7 separate regions of the Homo sapiens genome follow, and regions 1, 2, 3, 4, 6 and 7 are each linked to region 5. Evidence: chromatin contacts called from ENCODE Hi-C or POLR2A ChIA-PET data. All regions are on one chromosome and are shown on one strand. The core of a region is the stretch at or near the end of the contact, and the rest is flanking DNA. Distances in the headings are between cores, read along the strand shown.

Evidence for each region. Hi-C counts contacts between places; a loop is a spot of excess contacts on that map. ChIA-PET counts read pairs that join two places held with the same protein, here RNA polymerase II (POLR2A). Pooled maps may share reads with other maps.
Region 1: a loop to region 5 is called in a map with no recorded cell type, with 23 times the contacts of the local background. The contact joins the promoter of RBM7 here to the promoter of HSPA8 in region 5. A Hi-C loop is called at or near these places in 2 of 37 single-sample maps with no recorded cell type and 7 of 50 pooled maps.
Region 2: a loop to region 5 is called in a map of CD8-positive, alpha-beta T cell, with 29 times the contacts of the local background. The contact joins the promoter of PRDM10 here to the promoter of HSPA8 in region 5. A Hi-C loop is called at or near these places in 4 of 168 maps with a recorded cell type or tissue (B cell, CD8-positive, alpha-beta T cell, ascending aorta and 1 more) and 14 of 50 pooled maps. POLR2A ChIA-PET finds 5 or more read pairs at or near these places in 5 of 52 experiments (A673, CD4-positive, alpha-beta T cell, CD8-positive, alpha-beta memory T cell and 2 more).
Region 3: a loop to region 5 is called in a map of CD8-positive, alpha-beta T cell, with 10 times the contacts of the local background. The contact joins the promoter of ZBTB44-DT here to the promoter of HSPA8 in region 5. A Hi-C loop is called at or near these places in 2 of 168 maps with a recorded cell type or tissue (CD8-positive, alpha-beta T cell and naive thymus-derived CD4-positive, alpha-beta T cell) and 5 of 50 pooled maps. POLR2A ChIA-PET finds 5 or more read pairs at or near these places in 1 of 52 experiments (activated T-cell).
Region 4: a loop to region 5 is called in a map of B cell, with 12 times the contacts of the local background. The contact joins the promoter of SNX19 here to the promoter of HSPA8 in region 5. A Hi-C loop is called at or near these places in 1 of 168 maps with a recorded cell type or tissue (B cell) and 3 of 50 pooled maps. POLR2A ChIA-PET finds 5 or more read pairs at or near these places in 1 of 52 experiments (OCI-LY7).
Region 6: a pooled map shows a loop between it and region 5 (26-fold over the local background). The contact joins the promoter of APLP2 here to the promoter of HSPA8 in region 5. A Hi-C loop is called at or near these places in 5 of 50 pooled maps.
Region 7: a map of CD4-positive, alpha-beta memory T cell shows a loop between it and region 5 (21-fold over the local background). The contact joins the promoter of CEP164 here to the promoter of HSPA8 in region 5. A Hi-C loop is called at or near these places in 1 of 168 maps with a recorded cell type or tissue (CD4-positive, alpha-beta memory T cell) and 9 of 50 pooled maps. POLR2A ChIA-PET finds 5 or more read pairs at or near these places in 1 of 52 experiments (T-cell).

The regions. Positions count from the first base shown.
Region 1 is chr11:114,398,826-114,402,533 of GRCh38, reverse strand. It overlaps RBM7 (RNA binding motif protein 7), which reads right to left and starts at 1,868. Exons shown (of 5, transcript NM_001286045.2): 1 at 1,767-1,868; 2 at 674-836. The coding sequence starts at 1,862. C11orf71 (chromosome 11 open reading frame 71) reads left to right here and starts at 2,023. Exons shown (of 1, transcript NM_001271562.2): 1 at 2,023-3,708. The coding sequence starts at 2,203. The coding sequence ends at 2,574. RefSeq lists enhancers at 1,696-2,238, 2,136-2,525, 2,239-2,781.
Region 2 is chr11:130,000,780-130,004,612 of GRCh38, reverse strand. It overlaps PRDM10 (PR/SET domain 10), which reads left to right and starts at 1,778. Exons shown (of 21, transcript NM_199437.2): 1 at 1,778-1,891. It overlaps PRDM10-DT (PRDM10 divergent transcript), which reads right to left and starts at 1,989. Exons shown (of 1, transcript NR_024233.1): 1 at 1-1,989. RefSeq lists silencers at 1,055-1,444, 2,155-2,474, 2,485-2,534, 2,565-2,744 and an enhancer at 1,555-1,644.
Region 3 is chr11:130,312,908-130,316,260 of GRCh38, reverse strand. It overlaps ZBTB44-DT (ZBTB44 divergent transcript), which reads right to left and starts at 1,268. Exons shown (of 7, transcript NR_148980.1): 1 at 1,146-1,268. ZBTB44 (zinc finger and BTB domain containing 44) reads left to right here and starts at 1,344. Exons shown (of 8, transcript NM_001301098.2): 1 at 1,344-1,886. RefSeq lists silencers at 251-310, 1,221-2,050 and enhancers at 611-710, 881-980, 2,141-2,190.
Region 4 is chr11:130,913,927-130,917,763 of GRCh38, reverse strand. It overlaps SNX19 (sorting nexin 19), which reads left to right and starts at 1,285. Exons shown (of 11, transcript NM_014758.3): 1 at 1,285-3,498. The coding sequence starts at 1,825. RefSeq lists a silencer at 1,093-1,372 and an enhancer at 1,493-1,542.
Region 5 is chr11:123,060,674-123,064,393 of GRCh38, reverse strand. HSPA8 (heat shock protein family A (Hsp70) member 8) reads left to right here and starts at 2,258. Exons shown (of 9, transcript NM_006597.6): 1 at 2,258-2,330; 2 at 3,065-3,274; 3 at 3,596-3,720. The coding sequence starts at 3,070. LOC124902775 (a long non-coding RNA gene) reads right to left here and starts at 1,732. Exons shown (of 2, transcript XR_007062927.1): 1 at 863-1,732. RefSeq lists enhancers at 1,510-1,779, 2,340-2,509 and a silencer at 1,800-2,189.
Region 6 is chr11:130,068,513-130,072,072 of GRCh38, reverse strand. APLP2 (amyloid beta precursor like protein 2) reads right to left here and starts at 2,179. Exons shown (of 17, transcript NM_001142276.2): 1 at 1,991-2,179. The coding sequence starts at 2,095. LOC107984432 (a long non-coding RNA gene) reads left to right here and starts at 2,424. Exons shown (of 2, transcript XR_001748444.2): 1 at 2,424-2,609; 2 at 2,960-3,560. RefSeq lists silencers at 1,291-1,750, 1,821-1,950, 2,341-2,570 and enhancers at 2,487-2,987, 2,988-3,488.
Region 7 is chr11:117,325,826-117,329,150 of GRCh38, reverse strand. CEP164 (centrosomal protein 164) reads right to left here and starts at 1,297. Exons shown (of 33, transcript NM_014956.5): 1 at 1,247-1,297. RefSeq lists a silencer at 980-1,229.

The DNA of each region.
Region 1 (3,708 bases), core at 619-3,118, 8.7 Mb after region 5:
TACTCAGGAGGCTAAGGCAGGAGAATCACTTGAACCTGGGAGGCAGAGGTTGCAGTGAGCTGAAATTGCACCACTGCACTCCAGCCTAGGCAACAGGGCAAGACTCCATCTCAAAAAAAAAAAAAAAAAAAAAAAAAAAAAAAAAAAAAAAGAATCTCAAGCTGCTGTAGACCGCTTTACGGCTTCATCGGGGTGAAAATTATAAGTGTATAATATCAGATAAGCAAAACAAAGCACTCCATAAATATCCAATCTGACCATAATTTTCTGATCTCCACCCTAAATTGTAACACTGGATACATGGACAGTTTCATCCTCACATGATCAAGAACCAAAATATATAAAAGTAATTACAAAGCAGCCAGGAGAAGTATTTTCAGAAAATAAACCTAGCTCTTTTCAGAGTACCCAAGCCCAGCTCTCTTAGTGATACAGTTTATGTTTTTTCACTAACCCAAAATGAAACTTTAAGCTCAGTTTTGAAATTCTAATTTCAAAATCCATGTGTCAATGTTACCCGTTTTCAGGGATATATAAAGTTTGCTATATAAAGTTTACTATTCACAATGCTTAAGAAAGAAGTTTCATCTACAAATAAGAGGTTCTTTAAAACTGAATAATAAATTTAAAAACAGCAGGAAACAATGCCCCCCGAACCTCATTGGGCAGTTACCTGATCTAAATTGAATTTTGATAGGCCTTCCATAAAGTTTGATTCCATTAAGTAGATTCATTGCATAAGGAACAGACACTTCATGTTTGAAATTCACAAACGCAAACTGCTTTGGTTTACCATCCTTATCTTTTGGAATTTTCACCTTTATTACTGGCCCAGCCTACAAACAAAAAGGTGTTTAGAATTTAAATAAAGCAACTAAGGGAAAATACTCAAATTTTACAAATAAGATATGACAAAGTTTAAAAACAACAGAAACGTAATCAGAAACTTCTTTTGAAAATGATGCACGGATTTCCATTTTGGCTACAGTAAACATCCTAGTTATGACTGAACATTAGATTTATTTGGGGAAGGGGGCCCATAAGGAACTGGAAACACAATCACTTTTGCAATTCACAGCACTGTATGGCTTAACATAGTGACCAATCGCCATTATTTTGCCACTCCATGAAAATGAACATTTATCAAGAACAAGAGAATGATTTTCTTTAACTAAAAACGGACTTTTGTATTGATTAATCAAACAATACCAGTTATTAGGGGATAGGGATGGGGGGAATAGGATACTCAGAATTTTTCACACTTTTTAATACAGCAACACTAAAATGCTGTTTTTCTACGGAGTACTTAACCATTTTATTTTACATATTTTAATAATGCTGCAATTTGATAAGCAAACTTTAGGGGAAAACAGACACAAATAAATTAAAATATTAAGTTCCCAGTCAGATAAACCAAAGACAAATTATCCTAAGGGGAAGATGACAACAGGAAGGATAAGAAAAAGCACTGCTCAACGAAGACCCTACACACACACTGTGTTCCCAAGGACCCCTGGATCTCTACCACGGGAAACCTGATCGAGGATCCCTCCACCACCTTTAGTCGTCACTTTCGGCCTAAACGAACCAAGATCTTCCAGGAAAGCGACACCCAGCGAGCGTTTCGCAACCCAGACCCGCCTTTCACCCCCAAACAGCCACCCGTCGGGTCCCCTGACGGCTACGAAAAGAAAACGGGGTGGCCGCTGGCCAGGCCCTAGGCGAGACGGAAAACGAAAGGCAAAGGGCCGAACCCAGCCGCTTACCTGGTGGAAAAGCTCGAAAAGGAGCTCCTCGGTCACTTTCGTTTCAAGGTTGCCCACAAAGAGAGTGCGATCCGCTTCCGCCGCCGCCGCCCCCATCTCAGCGTCGCCCCCTCCCTAACCTGGCCAAAAGGTCGTGGCCGACGCACCCACTGCGCATTCACGGAAGCCCCACGTCCTCACGCTCCCTGGCGTCACAAACGAAAACGCCCGTTGCGCTTGCTCTCAGCGGGCGACGACGTGCGCGGACGGTCTGCGCATGCTCGCCAGGATACCCCTCGTTAAAGGCAAGGCGGCTTCTGGCTCTTCCGCAGGCTCAGTTATGGGTTCCTGTGTGCTTAGTCATCGGGTCCGACACAGGCTGGACTGATCTGGGGAGCCGCGAAGGGCCTGCCTTCACAAAGGGACGTAACGCAAGTACTGCGGGCAGTGTTTGAATATGGCCCTGAACAATGTGTCCCTGTCCTCCGGTGATCAGAGGAGCAGGGTGGCCTACCGCTCTTCCCATGGCGACCTCAGACCGCGGGCGTCAGCGTTGGCGATGGTCTCCGGAGACGGCTTCCTCGTTTCCAGGCCTGAAGCGATTCATCTAGGACCTCGGCAGGCGGTGCGACCAAGCGTTCGGGCCGAGAGCCGTCGAGTGGATGGTGGCGGCCGGAGCCCAAGGGAACCAGATGGCCGGGGCCGGAGCCGCCAAGCCAGATTCTCACCTTACCCAATCCCTGCCGTTGAACCCGATCTCCTAAGAAGTGTGCTGCAACAGCGTTTGATTGCATTAGGAGGTGTTATCGCAGCTCGAATTTCAGTTTAAACGAACACCTTTCCTCTGGCCCTCACTTAGCTTGTGAACAGGCCTTTTTAAAATCCTTTCTTGGTGTAGCAGCAATCGTGTTGTTTTATTTTTAGATGGATGTATTTTCATTTAATACGTGGGAGTTATATGAATATGTCCTAGCACTAAGGGAAGTGTAACAGTTGATTGATTTAGGTGGTTTTATGCAGCCAGAACGATTGGATCAGGAAAGGTGTGGAAGGGATATTCTTAGGTCGTCACAAAGCTGAGCTGATGGGAGCACCCTCCCCAGAGGTCAACAATCCATTCGTTAACTCAGACACTTAACCTTTACCTTTACTTCTGTTGGCGAAAAAGAAGTGCTCCTTTTTATTACACTGATTTATCCTTCCATCTTTTCCTTGGCATTTACCATCTTCCATCTCCCCCTTCACTTTTTTCAGATATGTCTACAAACAGACTCCAATCTCAGTCGCACTAAAAATAAGAACAAAACCTAAACCTTACAGTTCTTTCAAATTATTAAATCAATTTATTATTCCTTTCTTTGGCAAAGGTTCCAAATTTTTACTTTATATTTGTAATTTTACTATTTGCATTCAGTCCCAGCGCATTAATCTGAATCTGCTGTCCTAAAATACACTGGTGAAAACATTACTTGTACAATCTCCTATCAGAAAACTGTTCATCTACTCACTGTAGTGCCCTCCTTGAAATGTGTGTTTGTTCATTCAACTAACAATATTTGGGGATCCCTGTAGTAAACACTGTATGAATTTTACACAGTCTGGCCATCAAGAAAGATCACGGAGTATATTCTAGATGGGGAGGCTACTAAGTGAATAGGAATCACCACGCTGGGCTGTTTATTAGGTACAGTAATAAACATAAGTACTGGTTGCAGTGACTTTTTTTTTTTTTTTTTCATCATAATACTGCACTATCCTGGTTCTTCTCTTACCTGGCTGATCACTCCTTATTTGCTGTTATTTTTGTTCTCTTAACCATACATTTCCCAATGTTTAAAGGGTGGTATTTTGAGAAAGTTAATGGGTTTTGTAAGTGCCAGCTCTTTATATAAGCAGGTAGACTAGCTTTTTCCCAGCAGACGCTTGTCTGTTTAGACTTCCTTAAAATAATTATCTTCAAATA
Region 2 (3,833 bases), core at 529-3,028, 6.9 Mb before region 5:
ATGTGTACTGCCATGCCTGGCTAATCTTTTTGTTTTTTGTACAGAGTCTCACTATGTTGCCCAGGCTGGTCTCGAACGCCTGTGCTCAAGCGATCCACCCGCCTCGGCCTCCCAAAATTCTGGGATTACAGGCGTGAGCCACCGCACCCTGTCACGAAGTTTAAAAAAAAAAAAAAGCTCTCTTTTCTTTCCACGTTGTTTCCAGCTATTTAAAGAAACAAAATGGTAGACTAGACGCAGTGGCTCACATCTGTAATCCCAGCAATTTGGAAGGCCAAGGCGGGAGAATCACTTGACGTTAGAGTTTGAGACCAGCCTGGCCAACATGGGGAAACCCCATCTCTACTGAAAATACAAAAATTAGCCGGGCGTGGTGGTGCATGCCTGTAATCTCAGCTACTAGAGAGGCTGAGGCAGGAGAATCGCTTGAACCCGGGAGGCAGAGGTTGCAATGAGCCCAGATCTCACCACTGCACTCCAGCCTGGGCAACAGAGCGAGACTCCGTATCAAAAAACAAAACAACAAAACAAAACAAAAAACAGTAAAGAGAATACTATTGAGTTAATTTTACAGTTTTTCACGCTGTGGGTGTTTTCTATTCTCGTCTTTTGCTTAGCTGTCCTGTCTCCCTCTTTTTCTCAGGCAATAGTTTAGGATTTTTGTAAGTTATATTGTCAGTACTTCTCATTTAAGTTCCAGACAGTGTGCTAAGCAAAGCACTTTACTCGGTAAAGTAAGAGCTCACTTAATCTTCAAAATAACGTAGCAAGGTAGATATCACGAACATAGCAAGGTAGATATCACCGAAGGGAAAACCGCTCCCCGAAGGTCCGAAGGTCCAAGGTCTCTCTGCCATCTAGCTGCCCTGCGTATTGCCTGCCAGTGGGTAGTTGGAGCTGGGTATCTCTCCAAAGCTGGGCTCTTGGCTGCCCTTTGTGAAGGCAATTTTAAGGGACAGCAGGATGTGGAAGCCTGCGGTTAAGGAGTGAGCTGAGTCACTGGGTAACCAGTGTTGAATAATGTTTCTCAATGTCTGAAATGACACTCACTTCCTTTCCAGATTGGTAGAGGAGAAAAAAGAGGCGCAGTGAAAGCGCTCTCAAGGTGCGGTGGGTCAGGGTGATAGGCGGCGCCCGGCCGCTCCCTGGGGGTCCTGAGGGCGAGACCCCGGCAGGCTCCCGACTCCGGGAGCCGGGCGGGAGTTCGGTTTTCGCCGGCGCTCCACGGCCAGGCCACTTCGGAGGCAATCTGTGGCGGGGCGGGCGGACGCGAGGGCCGCCTCACCCCCGCGCGTCTTCCGGGACACCGGGCCCTCGGGCGCGCGGGAGGCGGGCTTAGCACGGGCGCAGGCTGCCCTCGGCGCCCGAGACACCCAGGCACAGCTGGAAGCTTCCTCCCCGTTAGCACGCGGGCCGCAGCGGGGGCTTGACCCCAATGCGAAGAGTCGGGTTTTCTGATTGGCTGAGAGTAGAAACGCAGGCGAGCGCCGCCTGAGACCCGCTCTGCGATTGGGTTTTACACGAACAGCAGAGCACGAAATAAAGAGGCCTTCAGTCATTGGGCCATTATGTGAATCTCCTTTTGGCTTCTCTGCAGACTGAATAAGCGTCTCAGGATCTTCGTCATGACTCCTAAATCTGGGCCTGTCAGTTCGCCCCAGCGTTTCTCGTCTCTAGGCACGGCATGGGGCTTACAGAGTTTAACCAATCATATAACGTCGAGATCAGGTTGCCAGGCAGATTATGCTAATAAGACCCCGCCTTTTATGCTGCTCCCACTCTGCGGCGGGAAGAACCACCTGGAGGTGGCGGGGGGGGTTGATTTCTATCACCCCTAGGGAGAGAGGATCGGGGACCCGCTGATCTTCCAGCTCCCCTCACCCAACGTCGTGTAAGTACCTAAAGGATTAAGGGAACCAGATAAGCCAGGGTCCAGACTACCCCATAGACTGGGAGGGTGTTTCGTCTTTGCTTAGTCCCACCCAAAATGGCGCCCAGCTCTTTCCGCGTCTCAGAGCCCGGCCGGGGCCAACCGACCGCGGACCCGGGTGGGGGGGGAATTGATGGTGGTGGTGGGGGGGAGAAATCCCGGCGGCACCGCCCGATGGTACAGTCCAGCCGGGGCTGGGACGAGGCACCTCACTCGGGGTGGGGGGTCAAACCATCTGCACCTTCCAAGGGGAAGAGGGCAAGGCCCCCTCCAGCAGGCCCTCCTGGCGCCGCGTTCAGCGCCGGCCTCGGCGTCTCGTCGCCCCTGCCTTCGCCGCGCGCAGCCTCCCCCTGCGACCCCCGAGTGGCTCGCACGCTCCGCCGGCCGCGCGCACCTCTCCTCCCCTGCCCGCGTTGGTTGGGCCGGGACGGCGGTTGGGCGGCCTGCGCGCTCCGGCGGCGGCGGTTGCGCGGGCGCTCCGGGCGCGGCGGGCAGGTCTCCGCCGGCCGGGAGCCGAGCACCGGGGGCTGGGGGCCGGGCGCCGGGCTGGGGGTGGCAGTGCGGGCAGGGCTCCGGGGCTGGCCGGTTGCGGGCGCGTGGGGCGGAGGGTCCTGTTCGATGGGGCGCCCAGCTTTGTCTGCGGAGGCCGCGCCGCCCACTTGCCATCGATGGCTGGGCCCCCGGCCTGCCTTCCCAAGCTAGCGTCCGGGACCGGGGCGGGGGGCCGGCCCGCAGGGGTGTGGGGTGGCCCCTGCGGGTCTGTCCCGTGGCACCGCGTCGGGGCTGGCCGGGCGGAGGCGGAGGCCGAGGCCGGGGTCGCGGCCCTGCCCCAGTCCGCCTGCACCCAGGGTGCAGCGCAGAGGCAGGGCGAGGCCGGTCGGCGCTCGGGAGAGGGCTGATGGTGTGCACCTCTCCAGCCCCTCGCCAGCTTTTGTTAAGCAGGTTTAACCCTGCAGCTAGGTGTTGATACTCTACTAAGTAAAATGGAATATTCCCCGTCTGCCCTCCAGCCACGCGAACGCAGCGCTGTTGAATTTGTGTGCGCGCCTTTAGCCTTGCTTGGTGGATGAGTTGGATTTTAGTGCATTTTCAATCAATGTGCGTGTACACTTAAGCACAAGGAGAGGTGGCTTTGTGCTGTCATCGAGGATTAGATGTGTGATGAGACCCACCCAGCTCTGCCCTGTGCCCTAATTCTGCTGCTTTGCCTGTTGAAACCTTGCCTGTCTCGTCACCCCAAATTCTCTAAACTTAGCAGTACTTAACCTTTATTAAAAACAGCAGAATCACTCATGACTGTTTTGTGGCCTCTTTTTCTGACCTGTTCTCTTTGTTTCTATCACTCCTCCATCGCTGTAAGGCAAGAAGGTGTATTATTACATTGTATTTTTTTTGTATCTTCCTACCATTCCAGCATCACAATAGCTTCCACTTTGATGAGCAGTACTTATTTGTTGTTCTAGAATAGAGAAAACAAGATTTTTTTTTAAAATTAGGATTGGTTGGGGGCAAAGCAGCGTTTAAACAGTGTTTATTCAATATGGGGTATTTAGAAAGGAACTTTGCTAGGTTTATTTAGGAGACAGGGTCTCTGGTTGCCCAGGCTAGAGTGCAGTGGCGCGATCTTGGCTCACTGCCGACTCGACCTCCCGGGCTCAAGGGATCCTCCTGCTTCAGCCTCCCTAGTAGCTGGGACTACAGGCGTGCACCACCACGCCTGGCTAATTTTTCTACTTTTTGTAGAAACGGGGTTTCATCATTTTGCCCAGGATGGTTACGAACTGCTGAGCTCAAGCAATCCTACCGCCGCAGCATCCCTAAGTGCTGGGATTGCAGGCATGGGCCCCCGCGCTCGGCCTTTAGGTTTACTTTTACAATAAATTGAGGTGAAGTTGACACAGAA
Region 3 (3,353 bases), core at 19-2,518, 7.3 Mb before region 5:
AAGGATTAGATAACATTATACATGCTTGAAAACTTGTTGGAAACTGCGAAGGACTATAAAAACAGAAGTTGTTTTTATTGCCTTTATTCCTAAAGAAGATTGCAAGTGTCAGGGTGTTCAGGTGCTTGGCTGCTTGTCTCTCAGAGTGAATTAATGTGAGATGTTGCCAAGTGTTTCAAAAGGAAAATCCACTCTACTTCAGCGGGACGTCCACCCACCTTGCACAAAACCCTCTGGAAAGAAGTCTTTCGGTTTGCAAACTGGAGGCGTGGGAAAACAGAAAGCGCCCAAGGAGCACCTGCCCGCACCCCGCCCGCCCCCAGGCACCTGGGGCGCTGCCGCCTGCAGTCCCGGGAACCCCTATGACCTCCGGGGGCGGTGTGGAGAGCGCTCGCCCGCCTGGCCAGGGGAAGCCAAGACTTAGGGCCCTAGGAGTTAACTAGGTTGATTGATTTTGCAGTTGACCAAGAACTTCAAAACCCCCCGGGCGGTACCGGTTACTTCGGGGAGGCCCGCACACTTCCTCCGGGAAGGCCAGGAAGTAAGTGATGGTGCAGTAAAAATGACAGATTCACGGTTGTGGAAGAAGTAGGGTATATTTTTGGAGCAGCTCTAGCTGTCCCTGTGTTGGAAGAACGAGAGGGACCTGGGAGTCCGTTTCTCCACTCATCTCAAGAACCGCACGTCCTGCCAGGTCACCGAGGCAAGTGCTAGAACGGAAGAGAGCAAGCACTGCGAGGAGGCCCGAGGAGCCACGCAATCCAGACACCCGCCGCATGTCGCAGTCCGCCCAGGACGGGGGCGCGGGCTCACCTGTCTGCGGGGCGGCCCTTGGCAGGCCTGTTTCCATGGGTGAACAATGGGCACCTTACCAACTAACCTCCCTCGCCGAAGAGGGGCTGAAGTGTTTCTATTTCGACCTCCCTACAAAAACTACCCGAGAAAATAGGAGTTATGTTTTTAGTTCGAAGAAAAAAATAATGCTATAAATGTGACTCCTGCGGAGAAATGCTTCTCAGGTGTGAGAGGGGAACTGGGTAAGAGGACGGCTTAGAGGAAGGACAAATGGGACAGGGCTTATGGGGCATGTGAATGTAAATCGGCACATGTGCGCACATATGCAAAAATACAGTGTCAAGACTCACGGCCTTTCTGGGTCACGCAGGCTCCACCGTCTAAGGAGACGGAGTCACCAACAGTACAAGTCCCGACGGCCAAGAGGGCCCATTTTCTGCGCTTGCGCAATCATCACGTTTCCTTCCCCGCCCCGAGCCCCGCCCCCGAGCGCGCTCCGCCCCGCCCCCTTCTCCTCCCCTTCCCCAGCCAGGCCGCCGGCGCAGAGCATTGTGGGACACAAACAAAGTGCCCCCAAACAGGCTGGAGTGAGCGGAGCGGCAACGGCGGCGGCGCCGGCCGCACGCGCGCGGCGGCGGCTCCCTCCCAACCTCCCCCTCCCCTCCCCTCAGTCCCCTTCCCCTTCCCCACCCCGCCCCGCTGGGAACACGCGAGCCGTCGCCGCGCTCCCCAAACAACCGCCTGCCCTCGGCCAACCGTCCCCAACGGTCGCCAGCGCGCGGCTCCCGGGCCCCCTCGCTCCTCCCCTCTGGCCCCTCCGAGCGCTGGGGGTGCTTCCCTCCCCGCCTCCTCGCACTCCCACTCGCGGGCACGCCGGTGGCTGTGCCGCCATGCCCCACCACAGGCTGCTCACGGGCCTAGGCGCGGCGGCCCGAGATAGGGGCCCCTGAGCCTCCCGGGGGAGGAGAGAGGCAGCGAGCCGCGCTCCGCCCCCTCCCCCCGGGCCGCCGCCGCCGCCGCCTCGCCGCCCCAGCCTGGCGGGAGAAGGAGGAGGAGCAGCAGGCCTCCGGGCCCGGCGCCGCCGCCCGCAGGTAACGGGGAGGGGAGGGCGGGCTCCGGTCGCGCGGGGGACGGCCCCTGCACGCTGCCCGTGGCTGACACCGCGTGGCCCCCACCTGGCGCCGAAGGGAGCGGAGAGCCGGGTCTGTCAGCCTAGTCCGCGCCGGGAGACACCCCACGGGATCCCCTCGGTGGCATTTAATCCTTCTGGGAGGAGACCGGCCTTGGGCCCCGCGGTCCCGGAGCAGTTACCCCGACCTTCCAGGGAGCTGCCCGTCCTTTGCACGCCCATTTGCCCAACACCCTAACCCGGAGCGGCCGGAGTGTTGCCACCTCTCACCTGGTCGAACCCGGGAGGCTCAGACCTGTTTTTTTTCCTCCTTTCCCCTTCTGCTTTTTCTCTGGTACAGAAAGAAAAAGATGGCACTTCTTTAAAAAAATATATATATATATATATACACACACACAAACACACACACACATACACACACACACACACCTCTTTTCCTTTCCTTCCTGAGGATCACTCTGCATCTAGTCGTTTTATTGCTGGCCTAATCAGAAAAAGGGGTTACCTCGAGAAATGACAGGTACGTTAGAACTGATTAAAAGGAAATTGCGTCCATGTGAGTTCTATGAATCCAAGCAGAATTTACAATAAAACCCCGTAATTGTGTGCTTTTTTTTGGAACTTACAAAAATGAAGACAAAAACTTAATTTCTTTTTCAGCGTGTAAGTAGATAATCTCTTGAAGTCAGGAAGAAATTCTCCATAACTTCCACTTATTTTCTTAATGCTTTATTTGGAGATCGGCTGATACCGGAAGCAAGCTGCACGATTTTGATTTCCTTTTCTCTAGGTGTTCAGTTGGAATTCTTGGGTTTAAAAAATACTGTATAAATCTTCATTTCCCCCATTACTTCACTTGGACTGTCAGTGGATTAATAATAATTTTACCTAATGTAGTTTCCCCTTATCATAGAATGTGAATATAATGAACGTAGTCCTTTAGTTTTGTATTTTAGGATTATTAGTAATGTACTGATTAATTATGAAAACCAGATTATTCATTTTGTGCAGTACTGCTTGGCATTTTTGCATTTGTAATTATTTAATTCTCAGAACAACCTAATGATGCAGATATTATTACTTGAATTTTATAGAAGTGACAAACTTAGTGATACGAAGAATTACAACTTGCCTTAGGGCACACAACTAGTAAGATAGTTTAGATTTCAACCCAAATATAATTCCAGTATAGATGTACTTTCGTGTACTTTCTACCGTACTTCTCAATAGAAGTACAATTTTATTAACTTTGTTATGAAAAATTTTAGTCGTATAGAGGTTCGTTCTATACAATTGTGATCGGTTATTCATGCAATGAATAAAAATGCTAATCAATGCAATGAATAACCAACTCAGTGATTAGCATTTTTGCCATATTGTTTCCTGTCTTTCTCTGTATGTGTGTAATTATTTGAAAGTAAGCTGCAAA
Region 4 (3,837 bases), core at 36-2,535, 7.9 Mb before region 5:
GGCAGAGTTTTGGGTTGGGATTTGTTTGAAGATTCCTTTAAACATCTAGGGAGTAGTCCATGATGATGAAAGACTGCTCACAGCACAGAGAAGGTGGACGAAGGGCAACCATGAGCAGCTCTGTGCAAACGATGCGAATCCTATGCCTAAATGGAAAGGAGACCCACCCTGCGGGCACAGCTCCTAGGGCCCAAGGTGGACATGGAAGCTGGCTTCACGCAAAACTGACACTAACACTTTTGACACCTGGTCAGTGCTTCCGGTATTTTGTCTTCCTATAGGTTCCTGTGTAGACAAGTGAAGTCTAATTTGCTAAAACCAAAAACAATCCAACATAGAGCATATTCCAAAGCAAATATATTACAGGATTATCTGAAAGGACACCTCTATCTCTGCTTTCCTTTTCTATGTTTTTGGGGAGGATAAGGCGAGAAGAGATAGAGGGAAATAGAAACCCTCATCCTTGAAGACTCAGCAGAAAGGCACCTTTTCTGTGAGCTTCTCCTTAACCATTGCAACCCACAGTGATCTCTCCTTCCCCTGAATTCCTATAAGATTTTGTATTTTACTATATCGCACGCTGACTGGCATTACTAGATAGCCAATCGCGTTCAAAGCGCTGGCATCCCCAGTTAGCAGGAGGTCCTGGAGGACAAGGTCTGCTTCTATTCGTCCACGCTGCCTCTCACATTGAAGACAGCAGATGCTCAAAATATTTGATTGTTTGTGTAATGCCACCAGCAAATAACCCTCAATCACAAATTTGATTTTGTGATACAGTATATGAAATGTACAACATAAATCTATCTCTGTATCGTTTCATGCCTTATATTCTGCAATTCCTGACAACAAATGAGGGTCTTTGTGCTGGGGACGCGGGGTACCGGCTCTAGGGGAAACCGGATAAATGTTAAGACACATCAGGCCAATGAAACTTCGCCTCCATGAAATTAAAATAAACCGGATTATTGACAGCGTGCCTAAGCAGTAAAGGACAGGCTTCATTTAATAACCAGAACTAGGACGCGTTTTAAAGCGCCTGGAAGTCTGGGTCTTAGCGGTGATTGCTGCGGCGGCTGTTTCGTGGCACTTCGGAAATCTGCGCCAGCTCTTGGCGAGCACGCGCCCCGTGCGCGCTCAGGCTCACGCTCAGGCTCAGAGACTACCTCGCGCAGGGCCGTCAGGGCGGCTCCTCGCCAGCAGAGGGCGCCGGGCAGCGCCGCTCCTCGGGGCGCGCGCGGACGCTCTCCCAGCATGCCTCGCTCCCGTCGACGTCGACCCGGAAGCTGTCGCCGGCGGCCGGCCGGCGGTCAGCCTTCACACAGGCCCGGCTGCGGAGCGCAGTCGCCCAGGTTTACGGCGGCAGAGGGCCGAGGCTCCCGGAGAGGACCGCGATGAGTCCACTTCAGGTCGGGGCTGAGTGTGGGCGCGCGGTTCCCGGCGGCGTGTGACCCAGTCTTCGCCGGCCGCTGCCCGCTGCGTGTGTAAGTGTCCGTGGGCCCCAGGGCCTTGCAGCGCCCGCCCCGAGGCCCCGAAGAGGCCTTCCGCCTGGGGCAGTGTGAAGGCCACAGAGTTTTCCTCCAAAGCCACACCTCAGCTGGAAGGGGCGAGTTGGAGGGCTCTGTTAGTGGTAGCCATGGGGAGACGCGGAGCTGCAGCTGTCGCTTTGCAGTGCCTGTAGGACTTTGAGGGCCTGGAGCCCCGGTTCCCTGAACAGCACCCAGATCGCCCCATATCTGAGACACAGTTCATGCCCCCCTTCCCTAACTCTGAAGTAAAATCTTGAGGGCTGTCATCTGGGGAAGCCACCTTGTCCGTTCAGCCATGAAGACAGAAACAGTGCCACCGTTCCAGGAAACTCCAGCTGGATCGAGCTGTCACCTCAATAACCTGTTGAGTAGCCGGAAGCTGATGGCTGTGGGGGTCTTGCTTGGCTGGCTCCTGGTCATACACCTTCTGGTCAACGTGTGGCTGCTGTGCCTTCTGTCGGCATTGCTAGTGGTGCTGGGAGGATGGCTGGGCTCCAGCCTCGCTGGAGTGGCTTCAGGTCGACTGCATCTGGAACGCTTCATCCCGTTGGCCACCTGTCCTCCATGCCCTGAGGCAGAAAGGCAGCTGGAACGGGAGATCAACCGCACCATCCAGATGATTATTCGAGATTTTGTGTTATCTTGGTACCGTTCCGTGAGCCAGGAGCCAGCCTTTGAGGAAGAAATGGAGGCAGCCATGAAAGGGTTGGTCCAGGAGCTTCGGAGAAGGATGAGCGTGATGGACAGTCATGCTGTTGCCCAGAGTGTTCTGACTCTCTGCGGTTGTCACCTGCAGAGCTACATTCAGGCAAAGGAGGCCACTGCAGGGAAGAATGGTCCAGTTGAGCCTTCCCACCTCTGGGAGGCTTACTGCCGGGCGACTGCCCCACATCCTGCTGTGCACAGCCCCAGTGCTGAAGTCACCTATACGCGTGGCGTTGTGAATTTGTTGCTTCAAGGGCTGGTGCCCAAGCCCCACTTGGAGACTCGTACCGGACGCCATGTAGTGGTCGAACTCATCACATGCAATGTAATCTTACCACTGATCAGCAGGCTGTCAGATCCTGACTGGATCCACCTTGTACTCGTGGGTATCTTTTCCAAGGCCAGAGATCCAGCACCCTGCCCAGCCAGTGCCCCCGAACAGCCCTCAGTGCCGACATCTCTGCCACTGATTGCTGAGGTAGAGCAGCTTCCAGAAGGGAGAGCTTCTCCAGTAGCAGCCCCAGTATTCCTAAGTTACAGTGAGCCAGAGGGTTCTGCAGGCCCCTCTCCAGAGGTTGAAGAAGGCCACGAAGCTGTAGAGGGAGATTTGGGTGGGATGTGTGAAGAAAGAAAAGTAGGAAACAACTCATCTCATTTCCTACAGCCAAATGTTCGAGGTCCCCTGTTCTTATGTGAAGACTCAGAGCTGGAGTCTCCGCTGTCTGAACTGGGCAAAGAAACCATCATGCTCATGACTCCAGGCAGCTTTCTCTCTGACAGGATTCAGGATGCCCTGTGTGCCCTAGAGAGTTCCCAGGCTCTGGAACCCAAAGATGGTGAGGCATCTGAAGGAGCAGAGGCTGAGGAGGGTCCAGGGACAGAAACAGAGACAGGCCTGCCGGTCTCCACACTGAATTCCTGCCCAGAGATCCATATTGACACAGCAGACAAGGAGATAGAACAAGGAGATGTTACCGCCTCTGTTACAGCTTTGCTGGAGGGGCCAGAAAAGACCTGCCCCTCACGGCCGTCATGCTTAGAGAAGGATCTCACCAATGATGTGAGCTCCCTTGATCCTACTCTGCCACCAGTTCTGCTTTCCTCCTCTCCACCTGGTCCTCTCAGCTCAGCCACCTTCAGCTTTGAGCCCCTAAGCAGTCCCGATGGTCCAGTTATCATCCAGAACCTTCGTATCACTGGCACCATTACAGCCCGAGAGCACAGTGGCACTGGATTCCACCCATACACACTCTATACTGTGAAGGTAACAGGATTAAAGCTGTGGGTGCTCACCCGGGCTAGGAGTGGGTTTGGAAAGCAGTCATGAAGCAAATGTTCTTGGGGGAGAGATGCTGTTAGTTTGAAGTGGTTCTTTCAATAGGCATCTATCTCTGTGAATGGTCTGAAGCTAATATGTAAGGCAGAGTAGCGTTTATCCTGTACTCACACAAGCAATCCTGGAACCTCAGGGCTGCTAGAATGCTGAGGGTTATATTTTCAGTGGTTCCCAAACTTGGCTGCACCTCAAAATCACTTGAGCTGCCTTTCAGATATACAGATTCTGACAGACTCTGTTGGATTCTGTATGAGAATTTCTAAGGAG
Region 5 (3,720 bases), core at 1,009-3,508:
ACAGAGGTTATTTGTTCTGCTTTCTTTTATCACTGCTATTGGATGGGATATCCCAAACAAGTGGATGTGCGCCCCAATTCTATTTTCCACTATTCAATGATTAAAATAATTACAAAAACGCAAAATACAGCACAGGGTGTAGTTTAAAATTTGTGCTTGTTAAACTCTAGGCACTGGGGTGTGAAAAGAAAGATTCCAGATAACATTACTAGCAGTTAGCGTGGGGGACTGGGGGTTCCAAATACCAAAGGAAACTGAAAACAGTGGCTCACAGTACATATCTTAACTCTTTCTGGAGTTGAGTTCAATTTATTTCCAGGAAGGAAATTACACTGTAGCGTAACTAACAAAAAACATAAAACAAATCTTGAACCAAAAAAAAGCTAGATTTGATTCTAGCTTACCCAGCTGCTTATCTTCCCACAAATGATTATCTCTGAGCTGCATTTTTCCCCTGATATGGGGATGAATAATACACACCTTAGAGAATTGTGTTGATGATTAAATGACAAATGAAAGCATTTTGTATGTAGTGAAAGCATTGTATAAAATTAAATTCTTGGGACGTGGGAGAGGCTAAGAATATATCTCCATGAACTCTAAGCCAACATTCCTCCCCAAAAGGAAAATATGAAAAGGAAATTCTTCATATGTTTGAGTCTGTCTCTACCCTTTACTGGCTTTGACAAGGACAAGATGTCCTCGCTCTTCTGACAGCCTTTTTCGCAGTCTAGAGACCTTCTAATTCCAGCCCTGCTACTAAAAGTTCTTTTGGTGTAGCCTTAAAAAATCTTTTCCCCCATCGGTGCCTATTTATCTACTAAATAGGAATAACAGCTACCTCGCCTGCTTGAAAGGATACAGGGAGTGTTCAAGGTACCTGAGACAGGCTCTTGGAACCACAAGGCCCCACATATCCGCGGCCATGCACAACATTGCACAATTCAAAATTCTAGGCACCATTGTTTTGTGCACCAGCTCAGTCACGTTTTCAAAGCGTCGGTATGGTCTGTCGTTTAATTTTTGATGAAAGTCAAACCAGGAAAGATATCACCTCATGTTACTGAAAATACAAACGTTCAGAAAGTCTAAATCAAGGACGCACGGCTACTGGAACCTATGATTCCTAATGCCTGGTTCACCTAACCAAGAACACACTCGCCACCATTTAAACCTGTTTATTTTATAAACAACGGGGAAATGTAGGGCTTGGGCTAGTTGGGGAAGGACTGAGCCAAGAAGCCGAATCTGTTCTAGACGGAGGTGGGAAGGGGCCTAACGGTCAGGGCTCAGAGAAGCGGTTTCGCCTTCTTTTCCGCGGAGGGATCCAGACACGACCGCGTCCTGAGGCGGTTCTGAAAAGCCGGGCCCCTTAAACCTCTGCGTCGGGGGCTGCCTCCCGACAGTTGCCGTAGGGAAATGCAGGTGCTGGGAGGCCTGCCGAGCTAACCCGCCCCACCCCGCGGCGGCCTGGCGGCTCCCTCCAATCCCAATCCTGGGGGGCCGTGAGCGAGCAGCCCTAGTGGCACCCTGAAGCCGGAACCTTCGCCCCAGCCCCTCGGGGTCAGCCCTTGTCCAAAGCCACGCTATGAAATACAGATTCGCGAAACCCGGGGCACTTAGAGGCCCGTCTGGAACACGAAGGTGGGGCATGGAAAGGAGGATTCGGACGTGGGTGGGGGAGGGGAGCAACAACCTTCGCAGCCATTTTGTCCTCGCTCCACTTCCGTCTTCTCCTGCCCGGCTCCCGCGCCCAAACCCCTCCCTTCAGGCCCCGCGCGATTCCGCCCCCAGTTCTGTGCCGGCCAAGATCCCGGCTAGCGCCGCTATCATTGGTTAGTTCCAAGTTTGCCCGCCCCTCTTCCTCCTCCTTTTTCCGCCCCCTCCCTCCCGCGGAAGCTGGGGGCGCATGCGTAGAGGTGGACGCTCCCCTCCCCCGCCCGGGGTAACTGAGGACTCCCGCGCGCGGACTCGCTGCGCCCCACCCTCCCTTTCCCCGGGGCCGTCCGGAGAGCGGGGGCGAGCTTGAAAGTTCCAGAACGCTGCGGTGAGTGCGTTATCGTGAGGCGGAGCGCGGTGGGGTGGGTGCGGAAGGGGGCGAGGCCCGAGGAGTGGAGCCGGGCTTGTGATTGGGTCTTGTAAGGGCAGCCGGGCGTCTATTGGCCGGGGAAGCCGTAATGGCAGGCAGCAGGGGCGGGCCCCTTCTGGAAGGTTCTAAGATAGGGTATAAGAGGCAGGGTGGCGGGCGGAAACCGGTCTCATTGAACTCGCCTGCAGCTCTTGGGTTTTTTGTGGCTTCCTTCGTTATTGGAGCCAGGCCTACACCCCAGGTAAAACCTCTGCTCAAGAGTTGGGTTGTGGGTCTGGGAGCGTGCAGCCTCCACACAGGCCTGTTGGGCTTGCTGAGGCTTGGGGGTTCTGAGAATCTCGTCGAGGCGAGTGTGCGGCTCCTTCTACCGGCTTAAAGGGCCTCAGTTTTCGGTGGGATGGCAGCGGTATTTGGTTGCAGCCGGCAGGACGGAAATGTAGGGAGTGGGCCGCAGTGGCCCCAGGGGAGGCTGGGAGACGCCCGGCGGCCGCGTGGCGGGGGAGGGTTGCTGCATCGGTTTGCCTGGCGCGCGGGGAAGTGGAGCCAGCGTTTTCTTTCACCCAGTTCCCTGCTTAGTCCAGTCCCACCGTGGTTCTTCAGAGCTGTTCTTGGCGTGCTTCCAGTATGGGGGTACATTCCGGAGTAGTTAAAAGCCCGTTGACTCCCGGGGGCACTGGCACCTGGCGAGGGAGGGGAACAGACAGTGCTCAGTTCGGGGTAAGACCACGTGTTGAGCAACGCCCCACGCCGTCTGGGTAGATGGGTCCTTCATCTAGGGCGTGCTCTGCTGCGGTTGGCACGGCAACCTGGACTGCAGCACTAGTTCTGGACCTCGCGCGTGCTTAGACAGGAGGTGATGGGCACTATTACCTCTTGGCAGTGGCCATACGTTTTTCCTGGTTAAGTGTTCTGTTAAGGGATGAGGGAAATATTTTGATTAATTGAATTTTTAAACCAGATTTTTCTTTTTTTCAGCAACCATGTCCAAGGGACCTGCAGTTGGTATTGATCTTGGCACCACCTACTCTTGTGTGGGTGTTTTCCAGCACGGAAAAGTCGAGATAATTGCCAATGATCAGGGAAACCGAACCACTCCAAGCTATGTCGCCTTTACGGACACTGAACGGTTGATCGGTGATGCCGCAAAGAATCAAGTTGCAATGAACCCCACCAACACAGTTTTTGGTGAGTTCCTAATTTTAAATGACAGAACAAATATAACAGGGCTAGGAAGCACAAAAGTTTATGAAACGTGAGGAGGGAACTTTTTGATTTTAGAAAAACTGAGCTGAGAGACTTGTTATCAAGTCTGTTATAAAACAGGTTGTAGAAACCTTTCAGGCTGAAATCTGGATAACGTAGGAGGTTGAAGTTTGAACCTTTGCTACCTATATGGTAGTTGAATTCACCTACCTATGAACTGTTAGGTATTTGAGTAATCATGGACTTGAGTTTTATCAGAAGAGCTATGAAATTGAAAGTGTTTTCATTTGACACCTTTTACAGATGCCAAACGTCTGATTGGACGCAGATTTGATGATGCTGTTGTCCAGTCTGATATGAAACATTGGCCCTTTATGGTGGTGAATGATGCTGGCAGGCCCAAGGTCCAAGTAGAATACAAGGGAGAG
Region 6 (3,560 bases), core at 930-3,429, 7.0 Mb before region 5:
TTTGCCAATCAATAATTCTGTGCCAAGCAACTTGATCAGGGATTTGGCCAGAATCCCTTTCGCTAATCTCAATCAGGGCCTTCCCAAAGACATCCTGATTTAGGCCACTCTCATCTAAATTAAGCTTCGACAGTCCCTTGCCTGACAGCAAATAAACAAAATCAAATTATATTCATATGAATAAAATTCTGATAGCTTGACAAAAGGCCCCTTGAAAGATCATTTAGTAAGTGTGAGCAAAAATACAGCTCCAAAGAACAGGAGTTACCATAAAACCATTTTTCAGAAATGTTTAATTCCTACTTTCTTCAACCATACTTTTCAACTGAACAACGCTGTGGCTAACAATCAAATTTAACACACAACAATGAATTCTCATATTATTTTTTCCCGCTACACAAGTATTAACGAATTCTTTAAAACTGCTGAGTCTTCTACTGTGAATTCACTAATGCCTCAAATTAGTCATAGCAGTGGGAAGTGGAGTGCGAGTGTGAACGATGGTTTCTGACACCCGACCCACTAGTGAAGTCCCATCTTCCATACGAAAGCCTTTATTTTTTCTTCCCATCTCACTCACCTAGCTGTTTTCATGCGACATATCAGGGATCACAGATACAACTCTGACCATTGTGTGGACACACTGAAACAATCGCAATCCAAAATCCTCTGTAGATAAACGTTAACTATTTCTCTTTAAAGCTGAACTCCTTTCTTACCCTCACAGTCACAAAGCTTTAAACTGGATGAATACAAAGGTGTTAAGCCGTTCCATCAGAGAGGCTTTTTATTAGATTTATTTTTACCCGTGGAAATACTTGAACATTCTGTAGAAGTAAATATATTCTAAACCTGAGGTCTTTAAAAGAAAGCTCTCAATTAATGCCCAATCAAATCCAGTCTTCAGGTCTCTCTGAAATTAGCTAAGTATGCAGAAACCAGTTGTAATTTTTAAAAGAGCGAAGAGGGAGAAGAAATAAACGACACCAGAACTACACATTCCAGACCAGCAGTTCAAGCACCACTTCGAGAAGGGAAGTAAAGATCAAGCTCGCCGTCTCCCTCGGCCACAGCAGGGCTCCTCCAAGGCTGCCCGCTCCGGCCCGCACCGCGGACCCCGCCGCCCCCGCCCCCTCCCGCGGCCTCCCCAACCCCCGGCCCTGCCGCTTCGCCTTTCTCGCAGCGGGGATGCTCAGGGTGCGACCTCGAAGCACAACCACTGATGGAATTCTGACACCCGAAGAGGACGATTTTTCCAACAGTTTACACGCCTTCGCGGGCACCTTCCCTACTCACTGAAACCCTCACGAAAGCGGTCAACGCACCCAGAGCGGGTTTCCTCGGTCTACGGACGCAGGCAAACAGCGCCACTTAAAAAATGCGCGTCCGCGACCCGGCCCCAGGCGGCAGAGGGAGCAGCGGGCGGCCTGGCGCGGGAGCTCCCCCGGGGCTCGCAGCATCCCTGCCGCGCGCGAAGGCCGGGGCCGCGTCCACCTGGCAACAAAGGCGAAGCCCGCCGCTCGCAGGTGGGAGGCCCGGAGCCGAGGCCCCGGTGCCGCGCGAGGGAGCGTACGGGGTCCGCGCGGGGCCGCCCCTGGAGAAAGCCCAGCCGCGGACTCCGGCGGGAGAGGAGCGCCCTGGCATTGTCCCGGGGGAGGGCGGGGCGGGCGCCCGGGGGCACTGGGTCCCCGGAGGAGGTGGCGGCGCCGCGGGCGGGTTGGGGGCTGGGTCGGCCGAGGCGGACGGCCGCCCCCAGCAGCCCCGACGCCTTTCATTTGGCCTCTGCGGCGGCTGAGGCAGCCCGACCTCCAGCGCTAAGCACTGCGCCAAGCAGGGACGGGCGGGGGAGGGCGCGCCAGACCCGCCGCAGAGCCGGACCCCCGGCGCCGCACCGCCGGCCCGCCCTGCCGCGGACCCCGCTGCCCGCCCGCAGTCCGCGCTCCTCCGGCGGGCGAAGGAGACGACTCTCCGGCGTTCGCCCGGTCCCCACCTCGATGTAGCCGGCCAGCGCCAAGGCAGGCGCCGTGAGCCCCACCAGCAGCAGAAGCAGGAGCCTGCCCGTGGCTGCGGCGGCCGCGGTCCCGGTGGCCGCCATCCCTCGCCGGGTCGCTCTAGCGCGCGGCTCTCAAGCTCACACACTCGGACTCCTCGCTTAGCACACCGCGACCCAGAAGCATCTAAAGCCAGTTCGCCGCCGCCCCGGGGGTTTTACACCAACCGGAACTGACTTCATATTACCACGCCCTCCTTCTGCGGCTCCCAATGCCGGCCCGCAGAACCCCTCAAGACCCCGCCCCCTTGCGGTCCAGACCCAATCAGGAGATGGAAGAGCCTGCTCCTCCCGCCCGGTCCAACCGCGCGCCCCCCGCCCGGCCCCGCCCCCGGCCGCGGATGGCCCCGCCCCCGCTCCGGACCCTGTGGCCGCCAGGCGCGGGGGCGTGCGCGCGGCGGGTCTGGGGCCGCAACCCTGTGGGCGCGGGGCTGGCTCTGGCCTCCGCCCCCCGGCGCGGTTATCTGTCCCTGCTGCGCTGGTCCGTCAGCCTTCAGCCTCCCGATACGGGCACGCCCCGCTCCCCTGCCCCTGCTGGGCATTCTTCAGACTCCTTTGGGTACCGCCCTCTTTTTGATTCTGGAAATGGTTTTATTAAAAACAGGATGAATTAGGAGTCCGGGACGGTCTGCCAAGGGCCGTCCCCCGAGGCAGGGGGAGGACCGCAGGAGGCAGCCATCGTCCTCCCCCGAGCCCTACTCAGGGCGCGCCTCTCCCGCCCTGCTCCGCCCAGGCCTCTCCGCCGGGTCCTCGCCTCTGAGTCCGGCCGCGCTCCGCACCCTTGGCCTCCGGTCTTTAGGCCTCTTGCCGACCCTTCCTTCCCAGCAGTTGCCCAGGCAGGGATAGAGACCAGGGGTGCAAGAACCACGCCGGCCTCACAGCCCAGGCCCCCTTCCTCGTGTGTTTTAGGAAGAGATCACGCCGCTTCTTCGGTTGAGACGCACTAGCGGGAGACCTGCTACTCTGCCTTCCTGCTCCGCGGCATTGCCACTTCAGTAGAGAAAAACGTCCTGCTGCCCCATTTAGCAATTGGCACAGCCTCGCCACCGCCAGGGCTCCGCTGGCCTTGTTTCCTTTCAGTCGCCTGTGAGTTAGGTACTGCCTTCTGAGAGACCTGGACTAGTCCCTTCAGGTTCAACTAAATGCATAACACAACCCTACCCCCAGGACGCTGACAATAGAAAGGAAGAGACTGTCCGCGGAGTAGACGAGTGCGCCTGTAAGAACTCGGGATTTTCCAGCCTTATTCTGCACCACTCTCCCCTACATGCCCAGTTCCCTGTGGGTAAACTGGCTCTGCCCGATTCCTCCAAGACGACACCTTTCCATTTCACAGCCCTTCCTAACACTCTTCTGCGCCTGCAATGTCCTCTCCCCAACATCTGCCTGTTGGAAGCGTTTTCACTGTTCCTCGGCTCAGTCGGCTGAAATATCGCTTCTGATTGCTCAGAGGGATGTTTCCCACTGTGGCACTCGCTCCCTAGTTATTCCATACCTCTCTCAGGTCACT
Region 7 (3,325 bases), core at 48-2,547, 5.7 Mb after region 5:
AATACCAACTGCACTCCAGCCTGGGCAACATACCAAGACCCTGTCTCTAAAATAAATAAATGATTCTGACAGCTGCATAAGAACTAATTACAGGAGGACAAGAACTGAGGCAGAGAGACCACTTAGGAAGTTATCCTGAAAGCACAAGCAAGAAATTATGAACTAAGTCAGTGTCTGTGAGGATGGAAAGGAAGCGCCAGATTCTAGGGGAATTAAGAGGCAGAATACAGGACTTGAACTTCGGGAGAGAGGAGGGAAATCAGAGCACTAAAGCCAGAACACTGTGACTATCATTTCTAGATGTGTTCATTTCTATGCCTCGTCCAATAGGCAGCCCCACCTACTACACTGCCTAGAAGACAGGGCATGTCCGACAAATGTTTGCTGTATTTATTAGATGAATAAATTAAAGGGACAGACTTGGCTGAGTGAATGGTGAAGCCCTTCATTGAGATAAAAAAATACAAGAGGAGAAACAGATCGGAGGGACCGGGGAAGGCTGACGATGACAGTAAGCAGGTCTGAGCTCAGGAAAGAGGTCTGGCTGGAGTAGTTTGGCGAGTCAACGCTGAAAAGCTGATAACGCAAGAGATGGAGTGCGCCGAGTAGAAGGGAGCTTTCTACTGCCAAGGACTGAGTTAGGAGAACGGACAGGGAGTCGCTGAAGCCAAGTGAGGAGAGCGGTGCCAGAGGTAGAGGGACATTTTTAAATCCAATGCAAGAAAAGGAAAAAACAAAAAAGCTTTCCAACTTTCCCAGCTGGCCAAAGATGGCATAAGATTGGGCTAGCCCCGGATTTGGACCCGGGGGGAAGCCTGCCACAGAAGTATCCCAGCAAGCTTCGGAAGGCCTGGCCTCACTCGCCAACGATGAACAGAGCAAGCAAACCAGGGCCCCGTGCCCAGTGCCCCTCTCCCGCGTCCCGACCCGCTGCTCACTCACCCGCCAGACCCCCAGCCCGGGCCCGGTGGCCCGCTCAGGAGCCGGCGAGATTTCAAACGGAGGAACTGTCGCCTGGCAGTCCGATTTTCACTTCTTCCCTCAGTCCCCGCCCACACTCGAGCGCATCACGCTCGTTGGCTCGAGAGCGTGCCTCGGGTCCCCCGCCACGCTCGCTCCCTTCCCCGCCGCCCAACCCCTCCCTCGATGAGGTCCTCAACTATCCCCCACCCCGGAAGGCTCCGGGCGAGGCTCCGGGCGAGGCTCTGGGCGAGGCGCAGCTCCCCCAACGCCACCCAACACCCACCCGCTCCCCCAGCTTCCAGGGACGCCGGGGTGTTGCCCTGCAGCGCGCAACAAACACTTCCGGAAAAGGTACCGCCTAGCAACCGGGAGTCCCGCCTCCAGCAGGAGCCAATAGGTCGCCGGCTGAGAGCTGTGACAATGGATTGGCTCGAAGTCCCTTCGGTGCACGCAGGAGCTCTGTCCGTTTTCCGTTGCACGATGGGAGTGTAGTTTAAGATAGATAATGGGAATCCGCAAGAGGTTGAAAGAGTGTAGTTTAAGATAGATAATGGGAATCCGCAAGAGGTTGAAAGAGAACCTCATCGGCTGGGCGCGGTGGCTCACGCCTGTAATTCCAGCAATTTGGGAGGCCGAGGCGGGTGGGTCACCTGAGGTCAGGAGTTCGAGACCAGCCTGACCAACATGGTGAAACCCCTTCTCTACTAAAAAAAAAAAAAAAAAAAAAAGAGGACCCCGAGTTTAGACGTGAGGATTTCTGCCAGGACAGAGAAGGACTATTTAGAGTATTTATACTAATGTGAATTATCTAATTATCTAATTGATCATTTGTTAGGAGTATGATTAACATCAGGTGAATAATACAGTGGTCATCAATAATCAACCCATTGTTACTTTAATCAACAAAACAAATGTGAATGTAAGGTAATGGAGACGCGTCCACTCCCCATCTCTCCCCGCAAAAAAACTGGCTCTCCTGTGCTCCTATTAAACCAGTGAGCACCTGACCAGGAGTTAAACCTATTTTCTACTATCCATCTTTTCACCAAAGCCCAGGGTTCAGTTTGTATGTCTGCAAGATGGGGATAGTAATGTCTGTCATAACTATTTCAAAGAGTCTATTGAAGAAGAAAAAAAGTGACACAATGTGTAGCTCCTCCACACACCCTGTCGGGCAGAAAGGTTGCTACTAATATAATTCCGAAGAGTTTTAGTTTTGCTTGCACGGAGGGCAAATCTTCCTTTCTCTCATATGTCTCCAACCTCCTAGAGAAGTTAAGAGGGGCAAAGAAAGTTCTGGCCATTACATCAATAGGAAAACTGAGAAACAGACAAATACAGATGCTGCTAGTTGAGGAGGAAAATGATGAGGCCAAGCTCATAGAGCCGCTCCTGATAGGTTCTAGAGATGTAGCTGACTCAGGATAGTCCCAGTGCCACTCAGAGGCTGATTCCAGGATGAGAAACTCAGATTGTTGGAATATACAGAGCATATTCCTTGTGAAAATTATCAAAATCAAAATAGAGTCATTTGTTTTAAAACCCTGACAAATGGAGCCAGGGAAGACCATGAAGAGAGGGTTCTCACGCATGAATACCTGATAACAAAAACTATCGACCGGGCCTGGTGGCTCATATCTGTAATCCTAGCACTTTGCCAGGCACAGTGGCTCACACCTGTAATCCCAGCACTTTGGGAGGCCAAGGCGGGTGGATCACCTAAGGTCAGGAGTTCGAGACCAGCCTGGCCAATATGATGAAACCCCGTCTCTACTAAAAATACAAAAATTAGCTGGGCATGGTGGCACACGCCTGTAGTCCCAGCTGCTCAGGAGGCTGAGGCAGGAGGCTGAGGCACTTAAACCCGGGAGGTGGAGGTTGCAATGAGCCCAGATCAAGCCACTGCACTCCAGTCCAGCCTGGGTGACAGAGCAAGACTCCGTCTAAAAAAATAAATAAAATAAAAATTCCTACTTGAGCCAGGCACAGTGGCTCATGCCTGGAATCCCAGAACTTTGGGAGGCCAAGGCAGGTGGATCACCTGAGGTCAGGAGTTAAAGACCAACCTGATCAACATGGAGAAACCCCATCTCTACTAAAAAATACAAAATTAGCCAGGCATGGTGGTGCATGCCTGTAATCCCAGCTACTCGGGAGGCTGAGAGAGGAGAATCGCTTGAACCCAGGAGGCGGAGTCTGTGGTAAGCCAAGGTCTCGACATTGCACTCCAGCCTGGGCAACAAGAGCGACACTCCGTCTCAAAAAAAAAAAAAAAAAAAAAAGGTCCTACTTGCCCAGCCTCTATGGCATGTGTATACCTATTGCAATGCTACTTCTAAATAAATATCATTTTCTTTTGGAG